6 separate regions of the Mus musculus genome follow, and regions 1, 3, 4, 5 and 6 are each linked to region 2. The links are chromatin loops, found by intact Hi-C in ENCODE. Cell type or tissue: left cerebral cortex. All regions are shown on one strand.

What was found. A loop is a pair of places that touch in the nucleus more often than their neighbours do. Peaks named below come from ENCODE experiments on the same cell type or tissue, not always from the same donor. Only the 100,000 strongest peaks of a DNase experiment are listed, where the experiment ranks them.
Region 1: a loop joins it to region 2, with 6 times the contacts of the local background. A loop is called at or near these places in 6 of 42 quality-filtered maps.
Region 3: it touches region 2 in a loop (5-fold over the local background); 4 of 42 quality-filtered maps call a loop at or near these places.
Region 4: a loop joins it to region 2, with 5 times the contacts of the local background. A loop is called at or near these places in 4 of 42 quality-filtered maps.
Region 5: it touches region 2 in a loop (5-fold over the local background); 22 of 42 quality-filtered maps call a loop at or near these places.
Region 6: it touches region 2 in a loop (6-fold over the local background); 3 of 42 quality-filtered maps call a loop at or near these places.

What each region holds. Positions count from the first base shown.
Region 1 is chrX:60,465,419-60,470,418 of GRCm38, reverse strand. No RefSeq gene overlaps it. Among named protein-coding and RNA genes, the nearest start is that of Gm7073, 21 kb to the right of the region's middle. In left cerebral cortex, a CTCF peak has its summit at 2,471 (motif pointing right); a DNase peak (open chromatin) is centred at 2,481.
Region 2 is chrX:59,176,706-59,181,705 of GRCm38, reverse strand. Gm36570 (a long non-coding RNA gene) reads right to left here and starts at 2,414. Exons shown (of 2, transcript XR_386938.3): 1 at 1,857-2,414. It also overlaps a transcript of Fgf13 not described here. In left cerebral cortex, CTCF peaks have their summits at 2,495 (motif pointing left) and 3,836; DNase peaks (open chromatin) are centred at 2,397, 3,877 and 4,217.
Region 3 is chrX:61,044,269-61,049,268 of GRCm38, reverse strand. All of the region lies in intron 2 of Gm14664 (predicted gene 14664), which reads right to left. Among named protein-coding and RNA genes, the nearest start is that of Gm14664, 35 kb to the right of the region's middle. In left cerebral cortex, a CTCF peak has its summit at 2,363 (motif pointing right); a DNase peak (open chromatin) is centred at 2,365.
Region 4 is chrX:59,563,269-59,568,268 of GRCm38, reverse strand. It overlaps a transcript of Fgf13 not described here. Among named protein-coding and RNA genes, the nearest start is that of Gm36631, 24 kb to the left of the region's middle. In left cerebral cortex, CTCF peaks have their summits at 34, 1,206 (motif pointing left) and 2,080; DNase peaks (open chromatin) are centred at 1,079, 1,345, 1,924, 2,071 and 4 more places; H3K4me3 peaks cover 1,977 bases; H3K27ac peaks cover 1,076 bases.
Region 5 is chrX:60,024,756-60,029,755 of GRCm38, reverse strand. It overlaps F9 (coagulation factor IX), which reads right to left. Exons shown (of 8, transcript NM_007979.2): 7 at 1,207-1,321; 8 at 1-862. The coding sequence ends at 315. Among named protein-coding and RNA genes, the nearest start is that of F9, 28 kb to the right of the region's middle. In left cerebral cortex, a CTCF peak has its summit at 2,867 (motif pointing right); a DNase peak (open chromatin) is centred at 2,891.
Region 6 is chrX:58,513,075-58,518,074 of GRCm38, reverse strand. No RefSeq gene overlaps it. Among named protein-coding and RNA genes, the nearest start is that of Gm25851, 160 kb to the right of the region's middle. In left cerebral cortex, a CTCF peak has its summit at 2,987; DNase peaks (open chromatin) are centred at 485 and 2,998.

The DNA.
Region 1 (5,000 bases), 1.3 Mb before region 2:
ACAAAGAACAGGTAACAGCATGGTTTATTGGGAGCTGTCCTCAGAATCTAACTACCATAGATATCTAAAAGCAAACTTTACTTGCCTCATGAATATTAAAACATAGACTCAAAAAGACAGATACCACACGGTCTTCTTCATTTCCTAATTTTTATAAATGTATATTTATGGGGGGGGCGAATGTGTGCAGAGGTCAAGAAACTAGATGGAAACTCATGAAAAGCCACCTATGACCTGCCACAAGTTGTGTCCATGGACATTAATAGCAGTAGCATTAATAGTATGTGACAATGAAAACCTAGATTGGGTGTCCAACAACAGAAGAAAGGGTGAATGCATTCAAGTAGTAGGGTCCTACATGTCAGTGAGAAGAATTATAGCATGAACAACAAGGATTAATAAAGCAAGCTGTAAGAGAAACAAAAAGGTATATTATTGTTCCCTTTTTCCATTTTGTGCTACAGATGGGACCCTGGGACCCAGAACCTCACACATGGGAAACTGGGAAATCTGCCACCTGCTGTACTTGCAGCCCTTCGTTCTTGCATCTATCAAGGAAAACTAGAGACACCTGCTTCAGAGACAAAATCGTAATGAAATCAAGGGAATGAGTCAGGTATAGTGTGGCACACACCCATATAATCCCTGCCCACAGGGGGTGGAATAGGAAAGATGAGTTCAAGGCCAGCCTGAGCTACATGAGAAAATGTTGGAAGAACGAAAGGAGCTAGAAATGGGACAGGGGGCAGCTCAAGGAGGAAGAGGAGGAAGAGGAAGAAAAGGAGATGGGAAGAGTGGGGGAGGAAAAGGGAGAGGAGGGAGAGTAAGGGAGAGGAGGGAACAGAGTCAAGTGAATAAGAAAGCAAGTCAAGGAAAGACATGGACCAAAAAAAAAAAAAAAAAATAGAGCAGAGACTGAAGGAAAGGGCATTCAGAGACTGCCCCACCTAGGGATCCATCCCATCTGCAGACACCAAACCCTGTCACTACTGCTGATGCCAAGAAGCACTTGCTAACAGGAGCCTGGTATGGCCGTTCCCTGAGAGGCTCTGCCAGCACCTGACCAATACACATGCAGATACTCACAGCCAACCATCAGACTGAGCCCAATGGAAGAGCTAGGGGAAGGGCTGACAGAGCTGAAGGGGTTTCAACCCTATAGGAAGAACAATATCAACTAATCAGACCATGAAGAGCTCCCAGGGACTAAACCACCGACCAAAGAGTACACATGTTGAGAGTCATGGCTCCAACTGCACATGTAGCAGGGGATGGCCTTGTAGGACATCAATGGGAGGGGAGGCCCCTGAACCTGTGAAGGTTTTATGCCTCAGTGTAGGGGAATGCTAGAAAGGTGAGGCAGTAGTGGGTGAGTGGGTGGAGGAGTACCCTATTAGAAGCAAAAAGGAGGAGGGAGAGGGGGAAAGAGATAGGGGGATCGTAGAGGGGTAACCAGGAAGGGGGATACCACTTGAAATGTAAATGAATAAAATGATTAATAAAAAATTAAAACAGAAAGCAAAAGAAAGCAAGTCAACAGAAGAGTTAAGTCAAGGGAAGGGGAGTGTAGGTCAGGAGCATATAAGGAAAGTCCACGGCATTGGTGGTATTGAGTTAGCTGAAGGGTTCACAAATACTCATTTTATTACTCACATATATAAGTTATATATGTGTGTGCACATCATTTATATTCTTTCATATATACTTTACTATTGAAATTTTTATTTTATATTTCTCTTTTATAGCCCTAGTTTATTTTTACAACCTTCTATCTCTTCCACTGACAAGCACTCCGAACTTGGGCAAAAACTGGGAGAATATCCAGCCTGGCATGTACTGGTGCTAAACAAATGCTAGCCTCTCTGGTGTGCATTGCATTGGATTAGGAAATCCTACAAAATAAATTGGTTTGGGAAAATAGAGAGGGCTGTCATTCTTTACTGATTTGTTGTTGTTGTTGTTGTTGTTGGTTTGTTTGTTTTGAGGCTAGGTCTCTTATAGTTCAGGCTATCCTTAACTTTGAAGCTTTCTATCCTTTCTGTGCACGAATAGTAGGAATGGATTATGGGTGTGTACCAGCAAGCCTACTTTACTGGGTGCTGGGATCACTAAATTCAGGGTTTTACCCATACTAGGCTGACATTGTACCAACTGAGTTACATCCCCAGCCCCTAGTCTGTCATTTTTTATTTCAGACTCATGTTTTCTGTGTCCTTTTCACTTCTCCCCTACTCCTGAAAGTTGGTGGGGGGGGAACCTCTCTTATTTTTAAAACTTTCCCTACAGGATCTCGCTATGTGACCCTGGCTGTCCTGAAATTCACTAAAGGAGGTTGACCTCGAACTCACTGAGATTCACCTTCCTCTGCTGAGATTAAAGGCGTGCGCCACTACTCAAGTCTCCAAGCCCCCTTTACATGAAAGCTTCCACCATTATTCCTTGGTGTTTATGCTCCTTGTCCACATGATGGCAGACTAGGCAAAGAGTTGTGAAATGGACCCTGGCCTGTCAAGAGCTCCTTTCAGTGGGTGGTCAAAACCTTAGAGAAATCAACCCATCCCGCTTTCGTTACTGCAGCCACTGGAGAAATTGAGATTGAACTGCAGATTCTTACTTCTCAGCATTTCCGTAATAGCAACTAGAACATATTAACAGGTACATAATAAAACATAATGTCTACCATTACAGATATGTCCTATAGTTTTTCACTCCTGAAATAAAGTGTTTGTGTGTCTCTGGGAGAGAGATAGAGAGAGACAGAGACAGAGACAGACAGAAACAGGGAGACAGAAAGAGAGAGACAGAGAGACAGAGACAGACAGAGACTCTTGAGAGGATACACATGAATATGCAAAGTTGATCTCAGCCTTCTTCAGCAGAATGCTATTTCCTAAAGACATGGGCCTAGGGATTATAGTCTTTAGATTAATTTTAGTGACCAGTTTTTTCATCCAATGACATGAATTTATGGCTTGGGGTTCCAGTTTTTTTTGTTTGTTTTGTTTTTTTTTTTTTCATATATACCACAACAATTTGCACTAGGCAGAATCACAAAGTACAGAAACATAATTCCAATGACTGCAACAAATCAGGACTATATTGGTACATATATTTAAATCACAAACAAAGGCAGCAATGCAAATGGCCATGTAAACCAAAGGGACTGATTACAACTCTCCTCGAGAACTTCTCGGACTTTTACCTTTCTGTTTTTCTTTATGCCAGTTTTCTTCCAACTTAGCTTATTCCTAAGAACGAGGACTATCCCACAGGCAGCTTTGGTTTCACAGTCTTCTTAGACTTATTGCCACCAAAATTAGAGAAACCTTTTAGCTTAAGTGATTTGAAGTTTTTGGGAGAAAACCTCTGATTGTTCTCTTCTGAGTCACATACTGAACTATGGACCAACCATTATGTTCAGAGACAGGAAACAATTATTACTGACCTAGTTTGAGCCACTTGCCTACTCTTGTGGTCAAAAAGGGAATACACTGTGATTGTTAGTTCTTTTCAGCACTGCTTGATTGGGATAAAAAGAAGTAATTTGTCCTCTTTGCCTGCTTTTGGGACCCTTTGCCTCCCACTGGGTTGCCTTGCCCAGCCTTGATATGAGGGTATGTAGCTAGTCTTATTGTAACTTGTTATGTAATGTTTGGTTGATATCTCTGGGGAGCCTACCCTTTTCTAAAGGGGAATGTAGTAAGAGAGGTTCTGGGGGATAACAGAGGTGTGAGAGAAAACTGAGAGAAGAGGAGGGAGAGGAAACTGTGGTCAGGATGCAGTATATGAGAGAATAGATGATAGATAGGTAAATAGATAGATAGAGTTCCTGCTTTAAGCAGATAAAATAACTCATCATGTCCATGAAAGGGAATGGCATAAGGTTCCACATATAAATACCTATATGTTTATGATCACATTACTGTGTTGTTTTAGTCTTTGAAATCTTAGTAATTTTGTGTTTATTATATTTGTACTTCACTGAAATGTATATGAAACTATGTGCCATGCTCTGCACCCCATCTTTACTGGGGTGGTATGAGGATGAGGAAATGAAAGATACATGGATATCGGAAAGCTGGGAGCAGGTGGACTAGGCTCTCTGATGGAGATGCTGCAAGTTCTTGGACACTCAGAGTGTTTATTATGAGAGTTGTAAAGGGAGGTGGGGTTATTATACTAAACTAAACAAGGAGGCAGGGTTTTTACATACTTACCACAAGAAGGCAGAATTATTATATACAGCTGAACAGGGAGGCAGGTTTAGCTATTCATAGCAGGAGCAGCCTCTATAAGGGAGCAGTCCCCAGGTCATAAACATCTAATGGTAGAAAGCTACAGCAACTAATTTTTTGCATACACTGTCATAATTCACAGTAAGACCCAAAGAAGGCTTTGCCACCCCTCTGAGCCTCACCCAGATAAGATTTTGCCACTCCCATGGGGTTAAAACACTGGTCCTTGACATGTTCATGCCATGTCAACAATGTACATGTACCCAGGACTTCACTTGCTCCCTACAGCTATGCATCTATAAGTTCCTAAATATCTATTTTTTGTTTCTTAAAGGTTAATACTAGAATTTGTTAGCCACCATTTATGTCTTGGGCTCTTTTGTCATCTTTTCTGACCCCCACAGTTAGGTTCCTTTCAGAAATCAAAAATATTTCTGCTTTTATTATCATAGGTGATGTCTGGTAGCTGTATTTTATTATAAAGAATCAGAAAAAAAGATATCTGAAGGCCTACTTAATCACCCCACCATTCAATTGTCCTTTTAAAAGTGATGACTCTAAAATGTCTGGAATATGTCACTGATTCTCTAAGATGGCCACGACACCCAACAACAATAGCTATTTTTGTGATGTACCTGGTCTTGTGTATACTAAATAAATGCTCTATCTCTAACCCACATCCCCAGCCCCAAAGCTAACATTTCTTTGTTGTTTCTTGTGTGATGGGTACCATACTAAGTTCCATACATGAATTATTTAACTTTG
Region 2 (5,000 bases):
AAAGAAAATAAATACAAATAAGAAAACAAAATAAAAGGGAAAAGAAGAGAAAAGCAGGCTATGGGGCCAGATGTTTCAGAGGAGTCACAGGAACAGAATATCAAGAAGAGAGAACCAACAAACTGCCTGGGATTACCTGAATGGGAAGAGAAACATGAGGTACCTTTGTCACTTCTTGTTCTCATGGACTAGAAATACTGAGGGAGAGCAGGCAAGAGAAAAGATAATAGAGGGGAGGAGGGGAAGGGAGGGGAGAAAGGGAAGGGAGAAGGGGAGGGGAAGGGAATCTAGGAGAGGGGTGGGGAGGAGAAGAAAGAAGAGGGTAGAAGGGGTGATAGGAGAGGGAAGGAAAGGAGAGGAGGAGATGGGAGGAAAGGATGTGAGTGAGTGGATCCTGGGGACCAAGTTTATGTATCATTGGTCAAGTCAGGCCAAAGTGGTAAGATTATTTCCATCCTCCCCTGTTTAGGCTGTGCCTGGAATAGACTGTGTACAGAAAAGTTAGTGTTCACTAGGAGAGAATATAACATCCCCAGAGCTGGACTAGAGCTATGTGTCTTGAGCCAGGAGCCATGATATGTGATATGGCAAAGCAAGCCAGGCATCTTTCTCTCCTGTGGGGCATGTTCCTCCTTGTACATGCAGCAAGGGATACTAAGCCCTGGAACTGTGCTGGAAGGAAATTCGGTGATATTTGTGGTGTTTATGGATTGTTCTTGCTTATGCTTGTTCCTTCACTTCCGAAAGGACTTGGAATAACTCTTCGTTCGTACTGAGAACGAATGTGAGCACACAATGCAGGCATATACAGAATGTGAGACCTGCCAGTTCAACACAGTTGCTAATAATCTCTGGAGTACAACTGACCTGAGCTCTTGACTCTCATTTTCTTTGTTTCTTTGTCCAGTTTTGGACAAGTCAATTAACTTTGCTTCAATCATTTCAGAGAGGAGTGTGATAAGAAACCTTGTGTCATAGGGATGCTAAAAGAACTGAATTAGACAACCATGATATATGGCTGGTATATGGTAGCCACTCAGTAAATGGTCCTTGCTCCTTACTCCCTTTTGGTTCTCAGTCTACCCCGCCCCCATTTCCTTGCTCATTTCTCACTGTAGTCCTCAGTACACTGTGTCCTCATTAGTCTAAATGCTTTCATGTCTGCAGTCCTATGTTAGACCATTTTTTCCTGTGCTCTTTTTTGTCATGGCTAGTAGAGTCATTGCCAAGTCTCTTACCTCAGACACATTTCTAGGCACAGTAGGTCCAATTTACAGAAAATAAGTCTCCAAATGACATGGTGTTAATAGTAGAAAAAGAGAAAATACTGATTTGTAGGTTTTCTCAGAAGTGTATTGAGGTAAGCCAGGTATTGTAGTTCATACCATACTGCCAGCACTCAGTAGGCAGTAGGACTGTTGTGAGTTTGAAGCCAGCCTAGACTATACAGTGAGTTCTAGATCAGATTTGACTGTGGAGTAAGAATTTGTCTTTTTAAAAAAATTGGAGAAGGGAAGAGAGCAAAAACAAGAAAGTGAGAGAGAGCAAGAGAGAATAAATTTGCTGAGGTGTTATACTGTATATAAATTCACCCACCATGAATGTATGCTCAATGTCTATGAAATTCGGAGCATCACAAGCATCTTGCAAAAATACTTAGAGGCCAACACTGTACATAAAGTTCAAGTGATGAGGGAGGGCAGTGAACGGGATAAAGTGGGCAGAGTTAGAAAAGCAGTAACTATCATGCAGTATGGCCCAAGAGTCAGTGGTTCCATACATGTTCCTCCAACAGCATGTGATTAGATGCCATGCAGTCAGTGTCACAACAGGCATGCAGATTGCACTGAACTCACTTCTTTCTGCCCCTTCTCTTCTGTGCTTCTGTAGCAGCAATTTGCGTAGAGCTCTGCTGTGTCTCTAGGGTATACTGCATCACGCAGGGAACAAACTTACTGCATTTTAGAGTCCATGAAAAAAAGCCTTCAGGGGACAAAATTCATCCTGGAAGAAGGTAAAAGACATGGATGAGACAAAGAGCAGGAGGCCGTTCCAAATGGACTGTGGAGTAGACAAAGGGAGCACTAACCCAGAGCTAGAAATAGTCATGCTTGGTCATTTGAGGTGGAGTCACAGAGGGAAGAAGACGAATGGGGGTGGGGCAAGACTGACTTCAACAGTGCAGCAAGAAGGAGGAATTTGCAAGCCAGACTGAGCAATGCAATGATGTAACTACCCCAGGCAGCCTGGCTTGCAGGAAGGCTTCTCTTGCCAAAAGGTTGAAACAAGGGGATTGCAATTAACTAAGAGAAAGTGGTTCTCTTTTAAAGCTTTCCCCATTCTAGCTAGAAGCATATGGCCCTGGCAAGAGTCCCTGCTTTTTTTTTTTTCTTCTTTCCTGGAGCATCCTGTGTCCCTTCTTTGCTGCAAATTGTTCAGGAAGAAACAAAAAACGGCAGTCAGGCTGCCTGAAAGAATAATCATTAGCCGATGCTGCCATCTCCAGGAACCTGCCTGCTAATAACCAGCATACTATAGCAGGCCAGCTTCAAACAGTAATGCTCTCCCTGCCCCCTACACAGCTGCTGCACTGGCTGAATTGGCTTATCCAGCTTGAAATTTGACTGCACAGCTGGAGGAAAGGAGAAGCTGCCCAGGGCTTCAAGAATCTGTGACTTTCAGCTGCCTTCTCTTTTCTCTGGTCTGCCAGGAATGTGTAGCACAAGTTCTATAAAGGAGGAGAAGTGTTTGTTTGCTGGTGCAACCATAATGTCTTTAACAGTTCTAGAGGCTAAAAGTAGAAGATCAGAGTGCCAATAGGCGTGGATGCCTCTGAGATTTCCAGGGTGGACAGAGGCCGGTTCATTGTATGGCTTTGACACATTCCCAATCTTTGCACATGCTGATCTCTTCTTAGAACTCCAATCAAATTGGCTTAAGGCCCAACCTAATAACCCCATTTTAACCCAGTCATCTGAAAAAGGCCTATCTTCAAACACAATGGCATTCTAAGATATTGGAACTTAGGATGTCAAAGTATGAATAGGCACAGGGCAATTAAATACAAAGTACCATAGTGTTAACTGAATGCTTCTTCTTTTTTTTTTTTTTTTTTTTAGTTTTCATCTTTTTTTTTTATTACGTATTTTCCTCAATTACATTTCCATTTGTTTCCACATTAGTACCATATGTAGGTAGATATGCTGTGCCTGGTATGTACCCAAACTTGTAACTGCCAAGAAAAAAAAATAGGTATTTAGCATAAAGAAATTGTACAAAAGTTAAAATAAGGTGAGCATGCACTAGCATGTAGCTAGTGCATTTATTCTTTTAATTTTATAAAACTTATTATTTTTAAAAACTTCCAAATAAATAAAAACATCACAAACCAAAGTAAACCAGACCCAAAGGCTATAGAACTCAGTGAACTTCTCTACAGTTGGAACAGGCATTAGGAACAAGGCTGTGTAGCTTCATGTGGAATTTTACACATTTTTTATATTGAGTTAATTTTATGCACTTATTAACCACCCAAAAAATCCATGACAGATTAAACCTAGAAAGAAAAGGAGCTTTATATCCTCTTTCATAACTCCTGCCATTACCTGCATTTTGTCCTTCCTCATCCCCATATATATAGTATTTTTCTCCTTTCCTTATACCTTACAGTATGACACAAGTGTACGATTTGAAGGCTAGGAGGATCTGATAGTCTTAGTCTGTAAGACTGCTACTATAATTTTGGGTGTATTTTATGTTTTTTAATTATGTGTTTGTGCATATGTACCTATGGAGGCCAGAGTTGCCAAATGCTCCTAGAGCTGTATTCCTGGTAGTTGTGAGCCACCTGGTGTGGGAACTAGGAACTAAACTCTTCTACAAAGAGCACTGAATGCTCTTATCCACGGAGTCACCGCTGCAGCCCTGCTTGCTGTTATTTAATGGACTAAACTATTCTTGTTAACTGGATAGTGCTGTCAGCCAGGTTATACCCAAACCTGTTTCCATATACATCACTGACATTGGCTCTCACCTTAACCTGAGCATTTCATGAAAGAAAAATTTATATTCACAGACGTTAGTCTTGAATTCCAACGGTGCCCATATTTGGCTACAGAAATAGAAAGCTTGGTAGGATTATAGAATTCGTATATGCAACTCAAACGTTCCAGGAGCTTTAGTTTGGCATTGTCTATTTTTGACTGAAGTCAGCTCTTGAAACTCATGCATACAAATAGGCACTGGCGTGATAAGCAGATATGCCCTGATGGCTGCACTCTACAAATCCTAAGTATCAAAATAGAAAAGCACTTCCAGAACTGTGCCACCATTTCCACAACATAAGAAATCCTCACACATTCGCTATAGCTATATTCTTATCTGATAATTGAAACTAAGTCACTGACGGTGCCTCCCTTCTCCAATAAGCAGCTGGCTGCTCCAGCTCTCACTGTTGTTACAAATACAGGAAAGAAATAACTTAAAGGAGGTAGAATATGGACTCCTGAGTTCAGTCCATGGCTGACTGGTTTCAACACTCTCAGCCAGAAGTGAGGCAGAAGAACCTCAAGGCAGAGGGGACATGGTGGAACAGCTCTGTTTATCACATGCTAATCAGTAGGCAGAAGGAGAGAAGCAGGGAGGGGACAAAAAACAAATTTCCCCAGGGTATCTCTCCTGTTACCTACTTCCTCTAAGTAGCCCTCAGCTGTTACCTTTCATTTCCCAATAGCGTCATCATATTATTGATTCATTAGTAGACTAAGTCAAGCATCAGTTCAGAGGCCCCTTTATATCCAGTCACATCTAGAAGTGCCCTCAGGTATCCATGCACACGTTTGCTTTTCCTCATCTCCTGGGCATCAATCAGATCAAGTTACCAATTGAGATAAGCTATCATAGGGGCTATGTCACAGTAAGGGGAAAAAGAAAAGATATCCGTCCGTCCAGCATTTAGCTTTTGAAAATGACAAAAATTCAAGACATGCTGACACAAAAAT
Region 3 (5,000 bases), 1.9 Mb before region 2:
GGTTATATGTCCCAGTGTAGGGGAATGCCAGGTCCAGGAGGTGGGAGTGGGTGGGTTGGTGAGCAGGGGGAGGGGGAAGGGTTAGGGGATTTTTGGAGAGGAAACTAGGGGTGGGGGATAACATTTGAAATGTAAATAAAGAAAATATCTAATTAATTTTTTTTTAGTTTTTAAAGAATATCATAAAAAACAAAAGGTATTGCAGGTTTTGAAGGGGGAAGCTCTCCGGGAGGAGTTGGGGTACAAAAGGGAAAGAAGAATGTGATGTAAGTCTATTTACTCAAAATATGTTTTTAAATGTTAACAAATTCAGATAAATTGAAATTATGTATCTTTTCTCATCAGAATGCAATAAAACTAAAATCAAAAGTTTAAAACAACAAAGTAATACTGAGACAAAGTATAGATGTCCATGAAGTTAGTATTCAATAGAAATTATCCTCAAACTGACTGATTAATATAATCCTAAGTTCTCAGCATACATATTTTTCTGGCAGAATTTGATAAGCTGACTCTAAAATTTAGGTAAGTGCTCTCTTCAGCAGCACATATACTAAAATTTAGGTAAAAATTTAGCAGATACACAAAATATCTCAAAAAAGAACAGCAAAATTCGACAACATGCTTATATAAAATGGAGTGTGGAGGCACATTAGCAAGTAGAAATACAACAGTTGATAATAGTCATCCATTGTCAATGACTAGAACAGGACAGTCAGAATGGATTCATAACTAGAATGCTCATATTAACATAGTCAGCAGCTGCCAGTGGGCCCTGCAGCATGAATTCATACCAACCAATGCCAAAAACCTTTCCTTCCTCAGTGTCCTTTTATTTGGGCTGCTTTCAGAGATGTTGGCCACATTTCGGTTGGTCTCCCTTAATCTATTATGAGAATCAACACCCACACAGCCATAGACAGAGACATAACACACACACACACACACACACACACACACACACACACACACACACACACATTTTAAAGAAATAAAAAGTAGGAGCTGAAAAGAAATAGGTCCATAGTTGAGAACTTAGTGTTCTTGTAGAGAAGTAGAAATCAGTTCCAGGCAGCTGCACTAGATAAATAGCAACCACTTGCAAGTTCAGGTCCAGGGGCTCTGACACCCTCTTCTGAACTCCAGTGGCAGCTGCACTCAAATGTGCACATACCCACATACACAAATAAATACACACAAATTTAAAAAGATAAAATAAAAAGACTATATGTACTGGCTGGTTTTGTGTGTCAACTTGAAACAAGCAGGAGTTATCACAGAGAAAGGGGCTTCAGTTGAGGAAATGCCTCCATAAGATCCAGCTGTGAGGCACTTTCTCAATTAGTGATCAAGGGGGAAAGGCCCCTTGTGGGTGGGAACATCTCTGGGCTGGCAGTCTTGGTTCTCTAAGAGAGCAGGCTGAGCAAGCCAGGGGAAGCAAGCCAGTAACATCCCTCCATGGCCTCTGCATCAGCTCCTGCTTCTTGACCTGCTTGAGTTCCAGTCCTGACTTTCTTTGGTGATGAACAGCAATGTGGAAGTGTAAGCTGAATAAATCCTTTCCTCCCCAACTTGCTTCTTGGTCATAACATTTTGGGCAGGAATAGAAAACCTGAGTAAGACACTATACCTGACAAGTTTTCATCCACTGAATGAAACTGACCACTGACTTCAGCTTTTTTTTTTTAATCTATCACTGCATTGAGGCAGAGGCACACTTCCAATGGCTGTGATATGCACATCCATTAACTCACACTTAGATGTTCTTAGACTATTAAGAAAACTCTGCAAAAGGCTTCAACAATATCCAAAGTCCTAGATACTCAGCGAGTGGCAGAGATTCACTCACTGAAGCAGAATGCACAAATATAATAGGTCTCAGAAGTTGCCCAACATTAGGAGTACCCAGATAGCAGCCAGCAAGCACCTCCCTCCCAATCCCCAAATATAACCCCATGTCTCTCTGTTTCTGTCTCTCTGTCTGTCTCTCTCTCTCTCTCACACACACACACACAAACACAATGATTTAAATGCCTTAGAAATTACCTAAAATTATGTGCAGATGATTCTCTAGAATTTAAAATTATTACAAATGTCTTTTTGTTTTTCCCATATTTCCAAAATTATAAAAATGCCCTAACAACATAAAAAAAAAGAATTGATCAGAAATAAAGAGATCCCAGCTCAGTTGCTAAGCATCTGTGTGAGCTTCAACGGGGCTCATTCTCTATCTGGGTCTCACTTCCATCATATGTAAAACCAGGCGGCTGCATTGTGGTACCCATAACATAACAATTTGAATCTGTGCACAATTTGTATACTTTCTAGTGTGATGGAATTACATTGCACATACCCGAGAATGACCACAAGGTGGCAGAATGTGTTCATCTAACGCATGGTTCTCAATAAATTCTACGTATTTTGCCTTAGACTAAAAGACTCATTTTCACATTTCACACATTTCAAAAACGACCATAATAGCCCTACCAAAACAGTAAGGCTTGTGTTATCAGAGAAATTTATCAGAGATATGTATGTAACCTCTCTGCCCATAATTAACACTTCCTCTCAGCACTACATTTTTTATTTTCTTCAGTAAGTCTTCACTTGTGTCATATTTGTTCCTTAAATCCAAAGTTGACCTATCATTCAAGAACTAGTCAAACTCTTTAACAATACCAATAACAATGACAGAAATATCACATGGTACCCCATTGTGTTAATCAGCCTTCCCTTACTATATAAATGCCAGAGACAGTGAATGTGTACTGTTTGAAGGTTTCAGTTGATGGCCAATTGGCCTTGATGTCTTTTGCAACTGTGATGAAGCAGGACATCATGGAGCAGCATGTGGTGGAGCAGGCACTTACTTTGTGGCCAAGATCTGAAAGCAGAAAAAGTTCAAGGGCCAGGTCCCACTCCCTCCTTCAAAGGCATTCCTCCAGTAACCAAAAGACCTCCTACCAGGCTCAAGCTTTTATAGATTCCATACCCTCCCAATAGCTGGAAGCTGTGCACCAAGCTTTTAACACACAGGCCTTTGGAGATTACTCCAGACCCAAACATTAATATACAAAATCAACATATGTTAATAAAACATAAGGATTTCAGAATAATAATCTCTAGAAAGAAACATAAAAGGACTTACTTGAATGTAACTGTATTAATATACTGAAGGATACAAACCATGGTAAGGCTGGACCATGCTTTGGAAGAGTTCGTTTTCTAGAGCTTTATCTTAATCTAATCTAATTTTCTTCCTAACACTGGAAAATATCAATCTAATCATTCACTGGCGCAAGTAGATGGGTAAGATTAGTCTTTAGAAAAATATTAAGATATTAATATTAAGATAGCAACATGCATGCCCTATAAAAGTATCAAAACATTTTTATTGCAGTCATTGGAACAGGGAAGATACAGTGAAGCCGCAGCAGCGCAACCACTATGACTGGCTTTTACCATGTGGCCCAGGGATCCACACTCAAGATGCACATGCGTGTCCAGCAAGCACTTTAATGGCTAAGTCATATTCCTAGGCATTGAATGGTATTTTTTAATGCAAAAATTCTATGATAATTATGAAAAATGCTTTTCTTCTATGTGCCCTCTATATACTTTAGTTTCCGTTTTCTAAAGAAGATCATATGGTGTCATATGGTGTAAATAGCCTATGTTGTCCAGAGACCAGGTTGATGTGTGTGCCCTGTGCTGGCCGCAGAAGGCTATTGATAGTGTCTGACGCCCATGCACAGCAGATGGCTGTGCTGATGTCCGTAGTCTGTACTGCCACCAGAGTCCATGGTATGTGCTGAAACAAGAAGCCTTGTGGATGTCCATGGTCCATGCTCCCACTGACCATAAAGGACAAGGAAGTGACTTTCGCAGAGGTATCAACAATTACAGACTCACAGTGGAGAATGAGAGACATAGAAGGCTTCTGTGACAAACTCTCCCCACTACACTAACCCACCCCCTAAATGAAATAGCCTTGGCAGTAAGGCCCTGAAAAGAACTCTTAAAAGTTGTGATAAGGATGCTGAAGTGTATCTCTTTTCCCAATATGTGTGGGTGGGGGTGGGGAAAAGCTAAGTTTTCCTTGAGCAGCAGGTCACTTGAAGTTTTACCATGCTCCAGTGGTGTATGGGCAACACAAACTGGACTTCGTATGATTTCTCCATCTCCTCCTTTTTTCGGAGGAGGTCATAAGGGTTGGAGGAGAGTGGACCCGAGAGTATTAGGAAGTGAGTGTGATCAGGGTGCATTATGTGAAATTCCCAAGTAACCAACAAAAATATTATGTTGAAAGAATAGTATAGTAGAGTCACAGTAACTGTTTAAAAAATTATTCGACTAAGAAAACATAAAACTGGAAAACAATTCAAAACATAAAACTTGAAAACAATTCACTTTTTTCCAAATCATGCATTATATACAGGACCCAGGTATTAACTGAGCCATCATTAGAGGCTGAGGCATCTGAGACCCTGTCTACACTGTCTCAGGGGAGGTAAATGCATGATCACAGGAGAAGGAAAAAAAGAAACACAAAAAAGACATTGGCTAGAGGTTTGTAAGGCAGAGGTTGAAAGGCAGGTAGGGAAAGGCTGAGGATGCTGGTACATGTGTTTGGCACCTTGGGACCTCTGACTTTAGGCTCATTAAAAGGCTAAATGATTTCTTGGAAGCTTTTAATCTGCAGTTCTGGATATATTGACCCTGTTGTATAGCCAATGGCTTTGGTGGGATCATTATAACATACCCATGACACAACGGAAAAACTGTTGTCTCCACTTTACACATGCAAAGAGCAAGGTCCAGGCTGGATTAAGCAAAAAAAAAAAAAAACACACACACACACACACACAGGAAAATGAGCTCCGCCAGTCCTTAGTGGGTGATAGGACTATGTTCAAGTAGCTAAGGTCAAAATTTCTTTTCTTTCTTTGTTATTTTCTGAGACAGGTTTTCTCTGTGTAGTCCTGGATGTCCTGAAATAC
Region 4 (5,000 bases), 390 kb before region 2:
CTAGGCTGCCAGGCTTTTGCAAGGCGGCAGCTGACGTCTGCGCGCCCCTGCCGAGCTCTGTTTTTACTACAGCCGGCAGGCGGCTTTGTGGGGCCCCGCCCTCGCCGGCTGCCCCCCCCCGCCCCCCGCCCCCCGCCCCCCGCGTGCCCACACCTTGTCGTTTATATAGAACGCACCCCAGTGCCGATTCCTGCCTCTCTGGGATCAGAGAGTTCTTTGCCCGGAGAGTGGCAGCGAGGGAGCAGGCGAGCTCCGAGGGGGTGTGGGTGTAGGGAGAGAAAACAGGTAAGGGTTTTCGCTTCCCGCTTCTCTGCGGGCCAGCAACTCCGGGCCCCTCTTTTGGCCAAAAGACAGGAATCTGAAAACGGACTAAATAGAAAGGAGCGAACCTCCCTTTCCGAATCCCCGCGGGCGAGAAGCTGCGCGGCTCTGCGGTGTAACAGGCTCACACGTTGCTCATCACATGTTCAAACATTTCCCTTTCGGGGAGGCTCGTTATTTTTAAGTGAATATTTTCGTCTTTGTTTTGATTTTTTTAAAAACCTTCCTCGGTGTTTTATTTTGATTGAGTTGGCGGCTCAGCAGATTGGGAGAGGCGGGGAAAAGCTACCCAGTAGAGCTTGGGCAGAACACCCAGGCAACTCCCGGCGTGGTCGGCGCCCGTGGAGCGAGCGACCCGCACAGAGCCCCGGCAGGCCGGCGGCGAAGCCGGGAAGTCCCGGCTGCGCCTCCCGGGTGCCCCGAGATTCCTGAGCGCGGCTCTCCGAGGGCGGGTAGGAGCGGCGGGGCGCTGGAGCGGCCGCCCCGCTTTGTCTCTGCACTTCTGGAGCGCGGCGAGCGGCTCCTCCCGCGGCCGGCCGCTCAGGCTCGGGCGGCGGCTCCTCCTTCACCCCTCTCTTTTCCTCCCCACTCTTTCGCAGGCGGCGACAGCAGCGGCAGCGGGGGAAAAAGCGGATTCCGCCCGGAGCCACACTGAGAGCTCGCGGTCGCGACTTGCCGCCCTAAGCGCTCTCGCAAGTCCAGCCAGCTCGGCGAGGACTTCCTTCTCCTGGACGAATCTTGTCAAGCAAGCTGGGATCTATGAGTGGAAAGGTGACCAAGCCCAAAGAGGAGAAAGATGCTTCTAAGGGTAAGCCCACCGAGAAGTCCGCCTCCTTCCCTTCGCTAGGTTGCCCTCGCCCCCTTGTGTGCGCGCCGCCCAGTGGCTCCTAGTCTCTGTGCTAGACCCTAAGGTGCCCATGACCTCTGCGACCCCGGGCAAACCCCGGAGGTCTAGGCTTCTGGGGGAGTGTGGGTTTGCACCACTTTCCCTCCATCCTGGCGGAACTGTAGCTCCTCCAGAGCCTCCAGTCTCTTCCACTGCCCCTCTGAACGCATGGTGGACGCGCTGCGGGCAGACGAAGCTGCAGCAGCCTGGAGCGCAGGGAACAGAGCTGCCTGCTATTGACTGGACATATCTCTCTCTCTCTCTCTCTCTCTCTCTCTCTCTCTCTCTCTCTCTCTCTCTCTCTCTCTCTCTCTCTCTCTCTCCCTCTCCCTATCTTTCTCTCACGCTGTGTGTGTGTCTCTCTGTGTGTGTGTCTCTGTGTGTGTGTGTGATAATGTGTGTTTGTGTACGCTCCAGAGAGTGTGCATATGTGTGCTGCGCGGTGCAACATGGTGACATACTCAGGAATTTGTCCCACTCTCAGGACCCAGGCACAGACCCACGTTCAACCCACCTCGCCGTGCCCTCAAATGCAAACAAAGAGCCTGGCCCATATGCAGAACCCTTCCCCCATACTTCTCACCTCACGCCCCTTACCCCCCAACTTCCTACCCACTGCACTTAAAGCAGAAGACAGGAACGTGCACCTTTTGACATGCCGCGTGCAAAAGTGAGCAATCTGGATACCCTGGCGCCGCCCGTGTTGCGCCTCAGTAGCGCAGCCTTGCCAAGCCCCGGGAGAACAAAGGCTGTTGTCCCCTTGCCACTGGTGCCTAGTGGGAGTGGGCCTCTGCAGGAGGGCATAATTCATTTCCTCAGCTCCCTGGGATATAGCCACCTGGCCCAAGGCTCCTGGTCCCAGGTCCCCTAGAGTGTACTTCTCGGCCTGGGGCCTCCCGCAGGCAGGATGGGGACATGCAGCAGAGCAGGTCTCAGGCTGGGAAGAACTCAAGAAAAGGAAGGGGTGTTCTCTGCCACCACCAGCTTGTACTAGTGCTTGCCTTGCTCAGGACACAGCTTAGAAGGGATGTGTAAACTGGAGACTGCAGTCATGAGGATTAGGACACAGAGACAGGCACAGGGGAGAGATCTGGAAGAGTGGTGAGCAAAGGCTCAGGTGCATGAGTGTCTGAAATAGCCACAGTAGACTCTGGTTTGGGCTAGGTCCTAAGGACCACAGGTATCTTGACATGCAGAAATTCACTCCAGGTAACGTGGGTTTGCAACAGTGGGGAGTTGGAGGAAATCCAGCCCTTTTTGATTGTGCGCTGGGGTGGGGAGAATTAACCCTTCCATGCACCCAAGGGCTCCTTTCTCTCCAACTCTTTCCCCTAGTCCCCTTTCTTCTCTCCTCGCTTCTTTCAGAGCTTGCTTTCTTAGGGGATTGTAGGGCAGAGCCAGCTCCGCCCAACCTCCCCCGCCCCAGCCACCTGCCACAGAAAGTTGTCAAAGTCTTCAGAGCAGGGTCTTTATCCTGTTTTCTAAGTGGAAGTGTTTCTTTTCCCACTAAGCAATGTGGTTGACTAAAGGCTCTGGGAATTTGTGGATGGTTAGGTCTACTGTCCTAAGAGCCAGAGGTGTTAACTGAAGATTTGGGGACCCACTTAGACAAGGTGGCCATTTGGGAAGCACACATTAGCTGTTCCAATAAACTGTGAAGGTAGAACTGCCCTTACATGTTTCCACGGCTTCCTTAACTATGGCAGGTCTCAAAGATACCCTCATACGATAAGAAAAATTGGCTTAAGACGCCTTGTTTTGTTTTGTTTTGTTTTGTTTTTTGACACGGTGAAGATCATAGGTGAGGAGTTTACATGTGAGACTAGCACCTTATCACTGAGCTACACCCCAATACCTGCCCCTGTGTGTCATTTTCTACCTAGAGCTCAGAGAAGTAAGGCAACTAAAGGTTTTAGCATCTGATTGATCAAGATAACTCCTTCCCACTTGAACCTCCAATAGTGTCAACTTTTTGGCCAGAACTTTGGTTTCTGATTTCCATCAGGAGGTAATCAGGGTTCATTTCAGTCTTCCTTGGAGGGACCCTGAGCCAAATGAATTCACAGAAAATGACTTGCTGTTTTAGGTCTCTAACTTGCAATTGTTCAGAATAGATTAACAAGTCTGGACACAGGAGCACAGGTCTCTGTAACTCAATAATGATTTTTTTTTTTTTTACTAGCATAAGTCATGACATTTTCTTATGTTGACTCTTCACATTTGAAACCACATGCATCTGTTAGAGAGTTGTAGAGTTAGCCTTAGAATTATGGCTGGAATTAGAATAAGTTAATTTAATAGGGCAACTTTTAAGAAGGGAGTTTACTTACATGAGGAAATGGGGATTTTCTCCTAGTTAAAAGCAAGATTGCCCTTTCAGCTGTGCTGTTGGCCTTAGACTTTAGAGCTTGCTCAAAGTAGTGACTGTCAAGTATGCAGTAGCTTTTTTTCTCCTTTCAAGTATCATATATGACTAAGATAATGTTGGAAACAAATAATACCTGACCTATTCAATATTTTAACCAATAAAAATATTTACATTCTTAGGAGGTTTGGTTATTTGTAATGTCCTATATATAGGTCACATTTGCTGTTTTCAAAGCTCAGGTGTTCATTAGCATAGTGTTTGTAACATAGCAAACTATGGGATCAAATATTTAATAGACATTTCAAAATACATTTAGTTTTGAATGATGCTGTGACAAATGATTGAATCAAGTCAAATAATTTAGTAACAGCTTGAATGAACTTCATAATCTGTTTTGCAGCCTACTGCTCATTTAAATTCATCCTCCCACCCTATCATTTGGGGCGCATGCCCACAGCCTATCATCACTACATTGAAGATTATTATAGAGTACCACATTTCTACACTTTCTAAAACACACATAGTAAGTAATCAGTAACTTATTTTGTACTACCGAATAAAACGTGGTTTGGGCTGGGTGTAGTGATATTGTAATCTCAGTACTCCAGAAACTGAGTCAGGTTTAAGGCTAGTCTGTCTCACAAGCTGAAAGTTTGTCTTAAAAACAAACAACTCTCTTTAAAATTAAAAACAAAACTCAACCACCACAAGCAAATCCCTAACTCCAGGGCTGAAAAACTTTGATAATTCTTTCAAAACTGTAACCAAGTAGGCTAGACTTTTCTCTTTGGGAGAATGCAGGGTAGCATACTTGATTCTGTTTGAAAATTAATTACAAGGGTCTCTTGTATAGCTATTCACCTTTTTGTACTGATTTATGCTTTGCACACAATTTAAAATGGTTATATATATGCATTGTTTAGGTCATATAGTTCTTGAACAAGAGGATACATTTATTTCCATCTCAGGGAAGAAAACTGCATAACATGTATTTGTCCAAGTAGATATTTGCACAGATTTTACTGACCCTTCTCTCTCTGTCATATCGGTAAGATTTATTAGTTTGCCTGAGTTAGGAAAGGACTCACTTAAGCCTGTGTCCAATTTACTGCAGCTGTTCCTGTGGCACTCGACAACTTGTAGCTGGTGACAGTTGATACCAAATCTTTTCAGGATCAAATAAAAGTGCTAGCTGATTCTTTATTCCAAATCTCTCATTTGGTTCATATTTGAAGTTGAATGTGTTGCTATAACCAAACTTTCTTCTTAGTGCTTAGTCCTACGGCCTCAGGGTTATATAACTGTTTGGATGCTACATGGGCTGTGGGTTCTCTGGTGGGAGTGCTTGCATCAGGGCTGAGTTCATGCTGGCCACTGAGTGATGGAGGCCAATTCCATGCATAGTCCATGAAGCCAACCATTTGC
Region 5 (5,000 bases), 850 kb before region 2:
ATTGGGTACATCTCTGTATCAAGAACCATCACGCCTTATGGGCAACACGGAAAGCTTTACTTTCTAATTTTAACAAGGGCTGGACTTACAGAAATGGTGAATCTCTTACTAAACTATTTCTCTAGTGATTATATTTGCTAACCTACTTACTCTAGAACAATATAGATCCTAGATGGGCTTGTCTTATGCACAGAGAAAAATCAGTGTTTGTAGAACTTATATATTTAAATTTAACAAAAGGTAGAAAGACTAGTCTGTAAAGGGCATCACCCATTTTCAATTCCACTGAATTGTCTTTGGAAATAGGTTTTTCATTAAGTTAGCTTTGTTTTTTCCTTAATCCAGTTGACGTACCGGGAAACCTTAGTATATATTCCATATTTGCCTTTCATTGCACATTCTTCACCCCAGCTAATAATGCCAGTTAAGAAACTTGTCCCTTCTACTTCAGTAACATGGGGTCCCCCACTATCTCCTTCACACGAATCTTTGCCTCCTTCACGGTAGCCTGCACAGAACATGTTGTTATAGATAGTGAATGTTGTGGACCTAAGGCATGTGGCTCTATCCACCAGTGGAACTCTAAGGTACTGAAGAATGGAAGCCTGTCTCCCTTTGTTGAAGACTTTTCCCCAGCCACTGACATAGCCAGAACCAAACTTGAGGAAGATATTTGTATATTCCCTATTGGCAACACAGATAGGTGTTACATAGCTGTTTAGTATTAAAGGTTTATCCAGTTCCAGCAAGGCAATGTCATGACTATACTTATTAATAGTTGCATTGTACTGGTGATGAGGGATAGTTCGAATCACATTTCTCCTTTGTTCTGTGTCTTCCTTCTTATCAATGTTATATTCACCTGTTGAAAACAAATCTCATAGTTTATAGTCCTTCACATAAATGCATTTCCCATGGTCCCCAGTCTGGTTGGCTTCACTGATCATTAGCAACTAAATCTCAATGATCTAATATAGTGGGTGGGGAATTTGGTAATCAATAAATCATTTTACTATGCTGAGAGTGCTTTATGGGTTCACAAAAAAGAATTATGGGGCTTGGAAGGTGAAATAAGTTATGGTTTGGAATTATGGCCCCTCTCCCATTTGCCCAGTTTACTCAGTAACAACACCGTTGGACATTTGTACATGTGATATGTCCATCATGCACTAATGTTGCTAAGGATTATCTATTTTGTTTACTTACCAGCAACAACCTCAATTTTATCACCAGGTTTAAGACAGTGGGCAGCAGTTACAATCCATTTTTCATTAATGATGGCACCTCCACAGAATGCCTCAATTTCACCATTTAAAATGACCTGTGGAAATAAAGTTAAGAAGATCACGGCATATGATATTTGATCCAGAGAAAAATGGATCTATATTACACTTGCAGGGGTGTGGAAAAGTTGACTTCTAGGTGCTGGGCAGAAATAAAGTATCTCTGGACAGTGTCAGATCTGCAGATGAATCAGTATTCCTAGAGCACAAACTGGACTGTTGTTTCTGTAATGATCTTGAAGTGAATGCAGAATGAGAGGTGGTATGGTGGGGATGGTTCTCCAGGTGAGGTGAATCTGAGGAGTGCTGTTTTCTGGTGTGTGATGTGGGGCCCTTGAGTTCCTTTCCCATGCTATCTACAGAGTCTGCTGACACAAGTTATTGAGGGAGCTACAGTGTATATGAGAGGAAATACTGACTAACTACCAAGGATGAATAATTACTATGAAGTCTCTGGCCCTGTATGACGACATCTCTTTGCTACTTGTCACTTGAAAGAGAGAAATGACCAGTTTGTTTTTCAGGAGCTGTTTCAAGCACTATCAAAATTAGAATATTATGAAATATATTCTAAGACCTAAGGACTCCACAGGACCTGTGTTTATTAGTCACCTATGAGCTGATCATCAGTAGGATCCACACATTCCTTCCATCTCCCCTAACCTCTGGCTGGAAGTGTAAGCTATTCTTGCTCTAAAAAGGCTGCTTTGCTGCACTTGATTTTTACACAGTGTGGACAGGAGTGTTTAAAGTGTGACATTAAACATGGACGGTATAGTTAAGAGGATAATTTATTCTTTCTTGTCTATATTTACATCATAATCAAAGAGGATCATCAACATTTTTACTAAATCAACCTAAGAGAATTCCAGATTTGATATAAATGAAGATCTTGTGAATAGATTTTCAGAGATAAAGCTGAAAATTGTGTCTGCAACTCCTTCCATAGATATTTTATTCCATATTCTAAGGAGAAATGAAGTATCCACACATTGGTTTTCCTTCTTGATTGGAGCTAAGATGAAAGGATGGACCATCCAGAGACTGCCCCACCCATCCCATAATCAGCCACCAAACGCAGACACTATTGCATATGCCACAAAGATTTTGCTGAAGGGACCCTGATATAGCTGTCTCCTGTGAGGCTTTGCCAGTGCCTGGCAAATACAGAAGTGGATGCTCACAGTCATCTATTGGATGGAATACAGGGTCCCCAATGGAGAAGCTAGAGAAAGTATCCAAGAGCTGAAGGGGTCTGCAACCCTATAGGTGGAACAACAATATGAACTAACCAGTACCCCCAGAGCTCATGTGTCTAGCTGCATATGTAGCAGAAGATGGACTAGTCGGCCATCATTGGGAAGAGAGGCCCCTTGGTATTGCAAACTTTATATGCCCCAGTACAGGGGAATGCCAGGGCCAAGAAGTGGGAATGGGTGGGTAGGGTAGCAGAGAGGGGAGAGAGTATAGGGGACTTTTGGGATAGCATTTAAAATGGAAATGAAGGAACTATCTAATAAACAAAAGTAAGAAAAAAAAAAACCAGAAAAAAAAAGCTGAAAATTGTGGACACTAGAGGGCACACTCAGCATTCAGTAAACTGAGCAGTAGCCCGCCAGCCGCTGAGCCGATGCCCTTTTGCCTAAGTTATAAACAACCTGTTCCTAAGCAAGACAAAGAGGGCTGTTGGTCCCTTTGAGTGTGGGGCACAAATGGTCCTTTTGAAGGTTGCTCTGGGCCTGAATTCAACTGACTGATCAGCTACTGTGTTCTGGACACTGAAACACTAGCTTTGTAAATAGAATCCTAAGGGACTCACCAAATTGTTACAGGTCTCTTGCCTTCTTTCCCACACTTAATCTCTCTCGCTCTTTATAGCGATTGGTTTATATTTCAAAAGTGGCAAAAATACAGAAAAACCTAATTATATAATGAACAACCTAGATGATTTGGTGCTAATAATTGTATTACTTATACACATTTGGAACTCAAAACACAAAACATGCATAGAATCTTACTTTATCCTTCCACAGATGAGCAAATTAAGTTTTTTGTTTTTTGTTTTTTTTGAAAATTAAGGTTTAAAGAGACATACCCACTCATGCTACTGAGATGGCAGAGAGAGTTAAAGTACTTACTACCAAGCCTGATGACGTTAGTTTAATCCCTGGGACTCATATAGAAGCAAGAGAGAACTGATTCTTGCAATTTGGCCTCTAACCTCCACATGTGTGTTGTGGCATATGGATACACACACACACACACACACACACAGACAGTCTGCCTGGCTCCAGTATTTATGCTCCTGAACATTCAGAATTTCTTAGAGATTGTCTGAGAAACAACTGTGGTAGAATGGTCTGAGTTTCTTATAAAAACAGATTTGCAGGTTCGTAGAGACTTGATGAGAATATTTTGTGGGAAGAAAAAAAATGAAACTCCTAAATATTTTTATAGTTCTCACAATTATGTTTGAGAAGTGTTGCATGGCTAGTGAATCCAAATTCTCATGGCTGGGTAATCTTTATGTTTTAAAAATGTTCACTCTGGATGAAAACATAATTTATAGGTTCAATGGGAAATAATAATACATGAGGCCCGTTGTTCTAAAACCAGGATATAAGTGGTATTGACGATACTGAAAGAGAAAATATTCCCCTTTTTTCTAGGGCAGCTTTCAAGTCCCATCATTCTAAACTAATTTAAATGCTATACTCCTTCCTGCATGGGGATGTTTGTTGGCTGACTGCAAGCCTTCATTCACATGTGCCCAGGGGCTGTAGTCTGCAGCTCAGCACACATAGTCTTGATACCACACTACTAGCTTCAGACACACCTCTCTATATACCTTGCACCATTCCTAACAGGGGAGGGTTCATCACTCTTTCCTTGGTGGAATACCACAGCCACCAAGGCAGAAATGTGTTTCTAAAACAAATGCACTTCTTTGGAAGCATGTATGGGACCCGGAGTCTTCACTTTCTGCATGCTCAGAAGGAACAATTCTCTTGGTTCAGAGATGCTATGTGATTATGCACATTCCACCAAATGATACGAGTGTGGGTACTTGACCTCAATCTTTCCTCTGCCTGTGCCAACCCTGGAGGAAGGGAGAGCAGCAATGGCATTTGTGTTGGAGTGATGAGAGGGAATTTTCCGGAGTAACGTGGATAGGGAGATGGCAGTAGTCACTGGGCAAGTGTGTGGGAAGAGGTAGTTGTTACAAAGTATCATGGGTAGTGGAGTCAAAAGTGGCAAAAGATGTGACTACAATAATCTAAGGTTTCATGTCTTCAGCACATGTTCTATTGTCTCATTAGACTTCCATTACAGAATATAAGTACAAAATACTTAATATTTGATGTGGTATCCTTCTCCTTCTCAATATACAGCACTGTACAAGTGTACTGGTCAAAAGATGAGGTGCCTCATCCTGATGCCAAATAATTTTTATCAAGTGAATTTGGGTAACATGATTCTAATACTACATGGTTCACAATCCTATAATCCAACACACCTGTCTCTGGAAGTAAAATTAACATGTTGCAGTAGAATATTCATTTCTTTTTTGGGTACTGTTATGGCAATACTGAACAGCTCCCAGCTTAGTGTGTTAGTTAGGTCAACCTGAATGGTATCCATAGCCCTTGGGCACATAGACGGTAATGTATTCTATGTGACTCTGCCAAAGGTTTGTTGCTTGGAGATGCTACTGCT
Region 6 (5,000 bases), 660 kb after region 2:
CTCTGAAGAGCTGAGCAAATGTCCAAGTGTGAAAGTTCCCATCGAATCCTGACCTTTTTAGCCCATTTGTGTTTTCAAAGCAAGCTCAAGACCATAGGGGTTACCTGGCTTAGTGTGAACAATCAAATTCCAAATATATTGTTTCATCCCCATCTCTTCACCACCCCCTCTGGATTTTGCTATCTGTTAGGGGAGCATTCATCCATTAGGGTTTGAAGGACCCCCTTCTGGGTCCGAACCTTTTGTTTTAGTTAGAATGTGCTTGAGAGATGCTAGAGTTTGCATTAGATTCACTGTTTGTCATTGCCAAGGTATTCTTTGAAGTTGCTAACTTGCTCTCTGGTGAGTATACTGAATATAGACAGAAAGAAAAAGACTATTATTACTCTCTGTTCCTCAACCAGGCCAACCTAAATCTCCTTACTTACTTCCTGGAGTTGCCAGAAGACAGCAAAGCAGCTGCAGCAGCATTTACATAATGAAGCTACTTCCAAGTCACGAGCCCTGCGATCCAGCTTTTACACGCTAGTATTACAGCTAGTATTACACGCTAGTATTGGAACTTTGAAGTTCTGCCATTTAGAGAGGGGAGACCACACATCCTGGGATTTCCAGGTAAGTTCTCATTTTGAGTGGTCTGTGAATTTCTACTTGTTAAACCATCCACACAGCAGATCCTGGGCTCTCCACCATATTAGCAGAGAAGTTGATGGGATATAGTGGAAGAGTAGCAAATGAAGATTCAGAGACACTTGGATGCATATCTTAGCCATCTTTACCTAGTGTGTGATCTTGGATAGTTGTTAACATCCTGACCTAATTATTCCCGTCTTTAATATGCAAAGGACATCAAAGGAATATAAACAAGGTTTAATAGAAGAACAATTGCAAGGAGACCTAAAATGTAGTCTTTAGTCACACATACTCACTGTTTTTAATAGAAGTTTGATGGCTAGATAAGAGTAAAAGGATTCATAGCATTTGGACACAAGTGACAGGTTTACAGATATGTCCCGTTTTCATGAAGGTACTTAGCAGAACACTTTCACTCCATGAACTGCAATCTCCTAAACTACAAAATAAATAATACCGTCAATAGAAAAATAGTGGGATGCTGATCAAGAAATGCAGATATTAAATATTCAATTTATCATGGTGCTTAATATCATATGGGGGTTAACAACTGCATAGATGAAGAGAAAAAAAAAAAGAGGACCAAATTCCAAGTGTGATCTCCCTTGTTCCTTTACTGATATGTTGTCACTTTGTAGATGATACCAATGCAACTATAGAACTAAGACCAGAACCTTTCTCTTGGAGCCTAATCTTAGTTGTCCTAAGCCAGAGACTTGAAAGAATCATTACACTCTGCATGACTCTGCTTCACTCAGAGATGACCAGCATTTTCTAGGTTTGTTGATTTGTCTTGAATATCTGCTTGGCAATCCAGGACTTCTCACAGAAAGTCACAGGAATGGTGGTCACAACAATGCTTAGCCTATGGTCTCATCAGTCACGCTAATGTTGACATGAATCGTCTCCTGAAGATTTACATCAGAGAATCAACTTCCACTTCTAGGCGCTATGCTGAGCCTATAAACACCACTAGAGCCCCTACTGTGTGTAAGCTTTGCTGCCTGACTCAGAGTAGGCACACAAATATTTGCTGATGGATTGATTGATTAGAGGGGTGAAAGAGTTAGCAAAACATTCTCCCTTCAAGGTATTGACATCCAAGGAGAACATGGATTCCTACAATGCTAGTTGACCCCCAGAGTGAACCGCAATACAGACTATGTAAAAAGCAAAAAGAATTCCCTGCTTGACATCGACATCGAAAGTAGATGCTCTTAGAGAATATGAAAATAGAGTAGTGATGATCAGAGGCTGAGGAGAATAGGAAGAAAACAGCTGTGGGGACGGGTTGATCCACTGCCACGGGTTATAATTATAAGTAAGCAGTTTTAGCTAATGTTCTGCGACCCAGGAGAGCCTCTATAGCTAAGAAAAATTCCCTGTGAGCTTTAAAAAGCCCAAAAAACTTAGAATGTTTTTGCCATAAAAACGTTAAGTATTTGAGCTAAATAGCATGCAATACATACATATGTTGAACTATCAAATGATAAACATATATGTATACTTTTTTTTTTTTTGGTTTTTCGAGACAGGGTTTTTCTGTATAGCCCTGGCTGTCCTGGAACTCACTTTGTAGACCAGGCTGGCCTCGAACTCAGAAATCCACCTGCCTCTGCCTCCCAAGTGCTGGGATTAAAGGCGTGTGCCACCACGCCCAGCTTATTTATGTATACAATTTTATGACAGTCTAATTTAAAAAATAAAAAAAAATGCAGCTAGGAATAACTCTGATTAGAAGTATCTTTTTGCTTCATATGTACCTCGGGCTGATTTACGTTTTGACAAGGATGGAAAAGGGCATTTAAGTCACAGAGACAATAAAGAGCACGCCTCTTCGCTAGTAAATAGTAAATAGAGATCATGCCGTGGAGCATCACGGGAGCCATGCACAGAGTTTGACTCTTTGCCTCTGAGGCGATGGGAATCAGGGGCTGTGGGGAGGGGGCTAGAGGAAGATGATGATGAACTTAACTAGACCTGGGGAGTTTCATTACTAAGGACACTTCAAAATCCCTGAGGCATAACTTTGCTGTCATCAGTAAAGCCCCTGGGGTCAAGAGAACAAACAGAAAGCCATGAGAGTTTGTTCAGATGAATAAACATCTGATAAGACAAACTTTAAGAAGAAAGGAATGACAACATCTGGAGCCGGGCTCCCAGGCTGGCAGCCTCCGGTTACCTTTGGTGTATTTCCCATCATCCTCGCTTTCCTCCCAAACTGTACTTGATGCCAGCTGTTTCCATCAGTCTGAATATTTACTGCAGCAGCATATTATCTGGCAGTGAGCCACCAAACCTTAAGGAGTCTAGTTTTGTCTTTACTGCATTTGCAAGAAAGTGGTGCTCTCTAGAGTCCACCAGAGGGATTGCATGACAAGCTGTAAGGATAACACTGGTCAGAATCTCCCAAAACCTGCCTTCTACCTCCGTTACTCCACATTTGGTAAACAATTCGAGAGTTTAACCATTTGAGACATGATCAAGTAACAGGGGCTGAACTAGTATCTCTCCTGGACAAGCTCTCAGAGCCTTTTCCCAGACAAATGTTGTCTGTGGCTCTCCATGAAAGGCAAGAACATACAGAGTTTTCATGCTTATTTGACTGTAGACCTTTTGCTTTAGTTTTTTTTTTTTTTTTACTCTGGAACTTTTAAATGACAGATTAAACATGTATACATTTTTTTAATATGGTGTGATGATGATACATGTGTACTTAGTAAAATTATTACATCAAACTATCATAATTAGCAACTCCCAGACAATACTTGATGTTTTCACGAGAATTTACAGTCTACACCTTTAGAAATATTGAAGTATCCTGACATAGCTCTCTCTCTCTCTCTCTCTCTCTCTCTCTCTCTCTCTCTCTCTCTCTTGTGAAGCTATGCCAGTGCCTGGCAAATACAGAATTGAATGCTCACAGTCATCTACTGGATGGAACACAGGACCCCTAATTAAGGAGCTAGAGAAAGTACACAAGGAGCTGAAGGGGTCTCCAACCCTATAGGAGGAACAACAATATGAATCAATCAGTACCCCCAGAGCTCGTGTCTCTAGTTATATATGTAGCATAAGATGGCCTAGTTGGCCATCATTGGGAAGAGAGGCCCCTGGTCTTGTGAAGATTCAATGCCCCAGTATAGGGGAATGCCAGGGCCAGGAAGCAGGAGTGGGTGGGTTGGGGAGCAGGGAGCGGGGAGGGAATGGGGGACTTTGGGAATAGCATTTGAAATGTAAATGAAGAAAATATCTAATTAAAAAAAGAAGAAAAAAGAAATGTTGAAGTAGGCACTGGAGAGATGGCTCTGTGGATAAGATTGCTGAGCTTTCGGGGACCTGGGATGGGTTCCCAACACTCATACTAAGGGCCTCATAATTGTCTATACCTTCAACTACAGAAAGATCCACCACTTCGGGCCTCTGTGAACACTGTATTTACATGCACACCAACCCCCACACACACAAACACACACAATTAAAACTAATAAAAAAGATCTTTAAAGTTAAGAAAGAAATATCTAAGTATAGATACATTACTATTACCTATTGCTACCATGATGTACAGTAGATCTCAGTTTATTCCTTTTATGGAACTGAAACTTGGTATCCTTTCACCAACACTGCACCATTTCTCCAAACTGCAGAGCCTATAACTGCTAACTATTCTGCTCCATCTTTGTGTGAGTTCTGCCTTTTTAGACTCATCTGTGGGAGATCACTATCTACCTTTCTTTTCTGGCTTATTTCAATGAGCACAAAATCCCTTAGGTTAATCCATGTTGTTCCAAATGACAAAACTTCCATTTTGAAGCTTGAATAGTCGTCAGCTATGTTATGTATGTGTTGTATAGTATTCAATAGCATGTGTGAGCATATACATACAAACACTTAAACACACAAACACATATATGCACTTCTTTATCCACTTATTAATTGATAAGCACTTGGATTGATTCAGGTCTTGGGCATTGTGAATAATGTTGCAAATATGCTGTACAGATCTCCCCTTCACATACTTATTTTGGATATAAGACTAGGAGAGGAATATCTGGGTCACAGCAAAAGATTCTTTGGTCTTGGATGCATGCATGGCAAAAAATTTCCTATTGGAAAATGCTGCTGGAAAAGAATAAGTTTAAAACAGTGTTTTCAACTTGGGTCCCACAGACCACTGATGATGGCATTTTGATATAATTTTTATCTAGCTGTTCTCTGCTTCATAATGCCTATCAATCATAACAACTTCTTTGGGGTTTTACATATGTTTTACAGGTTAACCTCATCTATTTTTGTTCTGTTTACTTAAATTTTCATGCAATATCTTTTTAAACAAATGTTTCCTTCCCACAACTCCTCCAAGATTC